2 separate regions of the Mus musculus genome follow, and region 1 is linked to region 2. A link is a contact called in ENCODE Hi-C or POLR2A ChIA-PET data. All regions are on one chromosome and are shown on one strand. The core of a region is the stretch at or near the end of the contact, and the rest is flanking DNA. Distances in the headings are between cores, read along the strand shown.

What was found. Hi-C counts contacts between places; a loop is a spot of excess contacts on that map. ChIA-PET counts read pairs that join two places held with the same protein, here RNA polymerase II (POLR2A).
Region 1: POLR2A ChIA-PET joins it to region 2 with 12 read pairs in embryonic stem cell. The contact joins the promoter of Ttc12 here to the promoter of Drd2 in region 2. A Hi-C loop is called at or near these places in 2 of 37 maps with a recorded cell type or tissue (adrenal gland and left cerebral cortex). POLR2A ChIA-PET finds 5 or more read pairs at or near these places in 3 of 5 experiments (all embryonic stem cell).

The regions. Positions count from the first base shown.
Region 1 is chr9:49,484,727-49,487,874 of GRCm38, forward strand. Ttc12 (tetratricopeptide repeat domain 12) reads right to left here and starts at 1,499. Exons shown (of 22, transcript NM_172770.3): 1 at 1,420-1,499; 2 at 1-16. The coding sequence starts at 1.
Region 2 is chr9:49,338,265-49,341,822 of GRCm38, forward strand. It overlaps Drd2 (dopamine receptor D2), which reads left to right and starts at 2,139. Exons shown (of 8, transcript NM_010077.3): 1 at 2,139-2,460.

The DNA of each region.
Region 1 (3,148 bases), core at 249-2,748, 150 kb after region 2:
TCGCAGACACAAATCTCTAAGGGAGGCAGTATAAATTATGAAATTAATAATATAAAACACTAAACAGAACCATCGGGCTTATTATCTGTCTAAGACTAAGTGTTTGTAAATGTCGTGAATAACAGCAGGGTGAGCCATTTCCCTCTGACTGCTGTTTAAGGCCAAGGGACAGTTATTATTTGTGGCCACACTTCCGGAGAGCTGCCAGCCCTGCCTCTGCTGGGGGGAAATGCTCTACAATAATTCCTCCAAAGCTAACCACCAACCACTGTGATTTAGGGACCTGATGGCAAAGGAAGCTGGGAGAGGAGCCGACTTATTGCCAGGGCTGGGGGACGAGTGTGGTCTTCCAACTTTGGCCATGACAGGTGTGCCTAGTCGGAAGCTTGGGCCAGGCAAAGCACAGGATAAGTAGGGAGAAGACTACCTTCATGAACATGTCCACACTCCATTAAAACCGTTGCCTCCGCCCTGTTTCTGAGGATGAAGAGGAGGTGCCACAGTGCACCAGCGTCTGCTTTTCAGTACTCTACCAAGTACATTAGCTTTATTACACTTGATTTTGAATGTGAAGACTACATGATAACCTCGGAGGTACCCAAAGGCGTATCCACACAACCTAAAGATCACCAGAAGGATAAACTTCCCCAGCCTTGGCCCACAGCGAGCCGCAGCTCGTTTGGGAGCGCCCCCTAGGTATGCATATTTTAAATACACTATACTGTGGTTCCAGCTTGCAGACAGGCGGCTTGGTAGTGCAGTCAGACAACTGCGAACTAAAACTTTGACATGCACAATTAGCCCGTGAGTCCCAGTTTCTCCGTCTACGTTATGGAAATCATAATGCGAACCCAGAGGACACCACGGGTCTGACTGTAGCACCCTGAACGTGGATGCGTGATTAGTCAGGCTTCTTTTATCTAGAAAACAGCCTTGGCATATGGCTCAAACAGCTAACACTCCCTAGGAATGAGATTCACATCGGGGGTGGGGGTGGGGGTGAGGTGGGGGGTGGAGGAGGGAATTAACTCGTGCAGAGCTACAGGCTGGCCTGAACCAGGCGCTTCATGGACGGAGAAAGCCAGTCTTTCTGGAACAGTACACCCAAGCCAGAAGGGTCAGCAGGAACGCAGAGCCAAGGCTCCCTGGAAAGGAGCAGAGCGGCGGTGGGGTGGAGGACCCACACCCGAGCCCCACCCTTCGGTACTACACAACTCCATGGAGGGAGGGCGGGGACAGCTGTACTGTTGCCAGGCAACCGCTCCCCAGCGTCCTGGCCCTGTGCTTCCAGGGTTGGTCTCAGCCTGCAGCTGGTACTGGATCAAACTCAGGGCCCGAGTCAGTGGCCTCTGTCAACTCTAAGCCCAGGCCAGGAACAGTTCCAAGATAGATTCCCCACGGCCACCCGGCTAGACTGACCTTTAGTGCCCAGGATCGGACGGGAAGTGGAAGCTGAGGACAGGCTGTGACTGGCTTTCGCTGGGGAGAGGCGGGGCCTTGGAGAGGGCGGGGCCTCTCGTGACCCAAAGAACGCGCTGCCCCGTTTGAAGCTGGGATGTCCCACCCAGAAGCAAGTTGGTGCCGGCTGGTCGCTAAAGCAACGTCAGTGAAAGCCCTTCCACTCTGGAGCCGCGAGGGTTCTCCCAGTTGGTTTCATATCTTTAGTCCCATAATGTAAAGGCTCCATCCAGCGTACTTCGGTGTGAGTCCAGGTTTGTTTTTAATGACCAATGTATGGCCTCCAAGGCAGTACCGTCTCTTTGATTCTCAATTTTTCTCGTAAATGAAATGGAAAAACGACACTTTTCCGACAAAGCTATGGTTAAGGGGGCTGGATCCTATCTAGCTACAGAAGTGAGTGATATACAAACAACAGTAGGATTTAGGGTAGAGAGAGCACATCACAGGGAATGGAAGAGTGGTGAGTCCTGAGCTCTAAAATGTGGGTAATGTAGATCAGTCAAAACCAGAATCTACAAAAAAGTGCCTGAGGCTAGCCAGTGGCCAGGCAAGAACCCAGGTAAGAAGAGGCGATGGGAGTTCCAGAACTACTGGCCGAAGAAGGGACAGACTCACTTGCACCCAGGACTGCCTTGGATAGTGATGCTCAGTAGCCACAGACTGGCTGGCTGGTGCGTCTTCAGAAGCTCTTTCTGTCTGACGGCTTCCATTCCTGTTGCTATGGAGTGCAGCTCTGCCCTCCCCAGTCCCATAAGCCCATGTGTTATAGGACTAGTTCCCATTCCTTAGGACCAGAGGTTTGCCTTTGTTTTGTCTTTTTGTTTCTAGCACGTGGACTTAGATGAGCAAATGTGCCTACAGAAACTGTCAAGTATGCTATTCCGGATGGAGAAAGGATAAGAGAGTTGACAGTTTGCATCAGGCTTCCAAGGGCCATCTGTCCTGAAGAGTAAGATTACAGTGGTACAGTCACAAGCCACTTTGCGGGGACAAATCTTACACTTGATAGATTACTAGGGTTTTGTTTTGTTTCACTTTGCTTCTTTAGCTGGTCTGTGTGTGTGTGTGTGTGTGTGTGTGTGTGTGTGTGTGTGTATGTGTGTGTGTGTTTTGGATGCTATACCTTTCTGTGGCCCTGCATAGCCCAAAATTCACTTTGTGGCCCAGGGTGTCCTCGAGCTCAAGGTGATCCTATTGTCTCGGGTGCTGGGATGGCAGGTGTGTGCCACCAAACTTACCTCGGATTGGTCAGAAGTCCTAAGTGACCCCAGAAAGTCAGTCACCTGGCAGCAAAGAGTCTCATGCTCTTTTGTCCAGGCCTATGTAGATTTTACTTTTGTGCCCTGGTAACTTGATATGGCCAGTGTGGTATACAGATAAGCAACTGTGAACAAGAACCTTCAATAACCCGAGTGTGACTCATTGACTATGCCCCCCCACCCACCCAGCAGTTAGCCAATGGAGGCCTGTGTGAGCATTCACAGAACCCAGTCTACCTTTGATTCATAGAAGAGTAAGCAGTAGACCCGGCTGATAAGGGGGTCAACATTTTGGGTGGCTTTGTTGCCTCGGCATAACATGCTCAGCCACTCTGACCACGTGTTCTTCACTTGATGCTATGCCAAAAATCTAAGGGTGCTGTGGGCGAATCTATGCGGATCAGGATGACTGTTGTTAGATTTTAAGG
Region 2 (3,558 bases), core at 889-3,388:
AGGTAAATTAAAGATTTAAGAGACATATATGGTAGAATATCTCAACTCCCAAGCTCTGTAACATACAATTAAGGAGTTAAAAAAACAAAACAAAACGATTGTATCTCTTTTTCCAAGAAGCATATGAGGGTAAAGGGTGTCCCACTCCCACCTGATGTACTTGGGTTGAGTCCAGTTCTGTCTGGTGGTTGGGGAGGCACTGAGTGACCTCCAGAGGGCCCTGGCAGCCAGGAATCTGGGAGCCTGGTGCAGCCATTGCTTAACCACAGATGTTCCCTGCCATCAATCACCCAGAGCATCTGTTTTCTGCACTGCTTGTTTAAAAAAGCAAGGCGTTTGCTAATTGAAAACTAAAAGATCCATCCGTCTCACTCACAGCCAGCATGAAATCACTCAGCCATGCATGATGTGGGTAAAAAAGGCAGCGCAGAGGTGTAGTGTCCATTGAGGTCATTTGGCTGGCTCCTGCTTCTGCCTCCTCAACCAGCAAAGCCAACCTTACCATTTAAGGGCAGCCAGAGAGCTTATTCATATATAGTTCCTTCATCGAGAATTCACCTATTATTCTCGGTGCACCCCAGAGAAATAAGCATTGCTTGGACCAATGTAAAGATATGAACACGGAGACCCAGAGAGATTAAACAATTAAAGTAACATCTACAACTGGCAAGTGATAGAGGCAGGACACCAGATCATGTGAGAATGCATAGAGGTGGTGGGTTGAACAGGACACAAATCCTATCTAAGTGGGTTTTTTTCTTGGGATGAACATATCCAGGGTACATAGGAAAACAGTGGAGATTCAACCCTATCTTAATGTTTGAATGCCTTAAAAGCAAATGTGAAAAGTTCTAATGTTTCTGGTAGTTCTAATACTTCCCTACCATGCCTAAAGGAGACCCACGAATAGACCATATCCAAAGACTAATGAAGAGGGACAGAGGAGGCTACATCATGTTCAGGAAGTTTCCACTCCTTTAAATGCCTCCACAGATGGCCATATCTAAGGAAAACGTGCCATGTATCAGGGCTGTTCCACTGCTCAGTCCTCGTGGGGCTTGGAAGGGCACACCTCTTTGGGCCCCAGTTTCCACCTTTACATCAAACAGTGATTAATTGAATATTAAGGTCTCTGCTTCCAATCCTAATTTTCCAGAATTGTGTGGATCAATGGAAGGAGTTTCTTCTTTGTGGCTAAGTGGCATGGCCGCTTGCTGTATGCAGAACGTCCTCTGTGCTGCTGTCCGAGGAATTCTGTGGTGCCTTCTCCTTGGGGACTTGCGTTGGCCCTTCAATGCCCAGCTCCTGTGAGGTCTCCCTGTTGGTACTCCACAGCACCTGCTTAAGCTACAAGTGTTTGGAAGTCTCTACTCTGGAGTGGCCCCACGCGAACGGGACCCTGTTTTTATTCCTCTGTTACTCCTGAATCTCATATAGAAGCTGGCGGAGGCAGGGCAGAGGGACAGAAAGCACCAGCTGGATCGGAGAGAAAGAGGATGGAAAGGGGAGTAGGTTCCCTGGCTAGGGCCGAAGAAGATCACATTTCTCTTCCTCTCCCTTCTCCTGCTCCTCAGTGCAGAGGGCAGGGTGAGCTGGAACTCCCAGGGCACTCTTTATCATTTCCACTTTATCATTTCCATCTTAGATCTGCTCTGCCCAGGTCTTCCTTTGGGAAAGTTCAACAGCGAAACTAACCGCTGTGATTTTCAGACGTCTGTACACGGACCCTGGATGTCTTTCCGGAATCTATTTCTTCTTTAAAGACTTGATGTACCACTGGTAGTGCTTCAGCTAGCCCTTGGCCCTGATTCCTCAAAGGAGGGGATCGACAGGCTAATGTTGTGAATGCTAGACCAGAATAGGTTTGATGGACAGGGTGTTACTTAATGAGTGTAGGGGGGACACCGGCGAGCAGTCCAGAGCACAGGTTATCCTCTACTCAAAGCCAGAAACGGATGCTGTGTCTCAGCTCTCCTGGGTTCCTTCCCCAGGCCCCGCAGTGCAGAGATAGCACTGGGGCCCTGGGTGGGTGGGGCCTGTCCCAGGGGCGGGGTTCCCGGGCGCCTCGTGGCCAGGGTGACCCCGCCCCCTCCCTCCTGCGCGCGCGGCGCTCTGACTCCACGGAGCTGTCCAGCCTCAGTGCCGGAGCTGGTCGCCTCTCGCGCGCAGCGCCGACTGCCCGCCTCCCCGCCTGGTCCCCGCGCTGCGCTCCCGCCCTCCCGCCCCGCCTCGCCCTGCCCCGCCGCGGCCCGTCCACTGCTCCCCGCGGGCCCGAGCCGGCCGAGCGGCTGCCCGCCGGGGATCTGAACGGCGCGGCGGGGCCGGGAGCCGAGGGACCCGCAGAGGGGACCGGCGGCCCCGGACGGCTGCCGGAGGGGCGGCCGTGCGTGGATGCGGCGGGAGCTGGAAGCCTCGAGCAGCCGGCGCCTTCTCTGGCCCCGGGCGCCCTATGGCTTGAAGGTAAGAACTGGTTGGCTGGAGCCAAAAGCAGTCTGTGGCCTCTGCACCGGTCGAAGCGTCTAGAGATGACCGGCCGGGAACAGAAGTTTGTCCAGCCACTCTAGCGCCGCCTGTCCGGGAGCACCCTTTCCACTGAGTCTCCGTCGGGGAGATTGCGTTCCGGGCGTCGGAAACCTGAAGGATGGCCATCCCCAGTCCTTCTTTCTTAGCGTTCTTCGCGCTTTCCTGTCTGGGCGGGAGTCCTGATCCTGGCTAACAGTCGGTGTAGCTGTGGCTTCAGAGGGTAGGGCATTGTCCTCCTGGTATTCAAGACTAGGACCCCAGGCGCGCACTAGAGTTTCCCACCACCCAAAAGGAAGAAGGGTTGTTTTTGACTTTTCTGTTATTGGTGCAACCGGAGACTTTTGAAAGGGCTAAAGCCAAGGTTGATGGTGAAGCTGCTTCCGGGAGCGGTCTTCCATCCTTAGGCTTTCTGCTGTCCTTGGTGCTGAATCCCGTTCTCTGTCCGCTGCTCTGTCACCCAGTCCGAAAGAAAGCCGGGTATTTTAGACCCATTTTCCCCAGGGAGTGTAGGTGACAGTGGGGGCGGGAGACAGTGATAGAAGGGGACTGTCCATCTCTGGAATGGATCAAGAGCCTCACTAAGTCCATATGCGAAGAAGCTTCTCTAAGCGTCAAACAGAGCACTTCCCTTTTTCCTTTTTTTGCGGCGGGCAGCCTGTGAGGTCTCTCTTGAGGAGCAGAGTTAAGAGAGCCGGTTGCCACCTACACAACAGGCTTTGCCATGGACACAAGGAACAGCATTGCAGCTCCCTGGGGATAGGCCCTTGTTCTCAGCCACAGGGAAACTGCTTCAGCGAGTCATCTTTTTCCTCACTGGGTACCTCACTGGGTTCTTTTCTGGGGCTCCTGAGGTTGGATGAGGTGCAATCCAGTGTGTGCACTCCCTCTCTAGGTCCCTTTGCACACTCAACAATTTATGGATTCTGACTAGGCTGCAAACCTTTGAGGACAATCTTGATTCTCTCTTTGGGAACTAGATGTTCAGCGTTACCCCAAACCCTGCTTCAGATGCAAATACTGTGTTTATGCCTGACC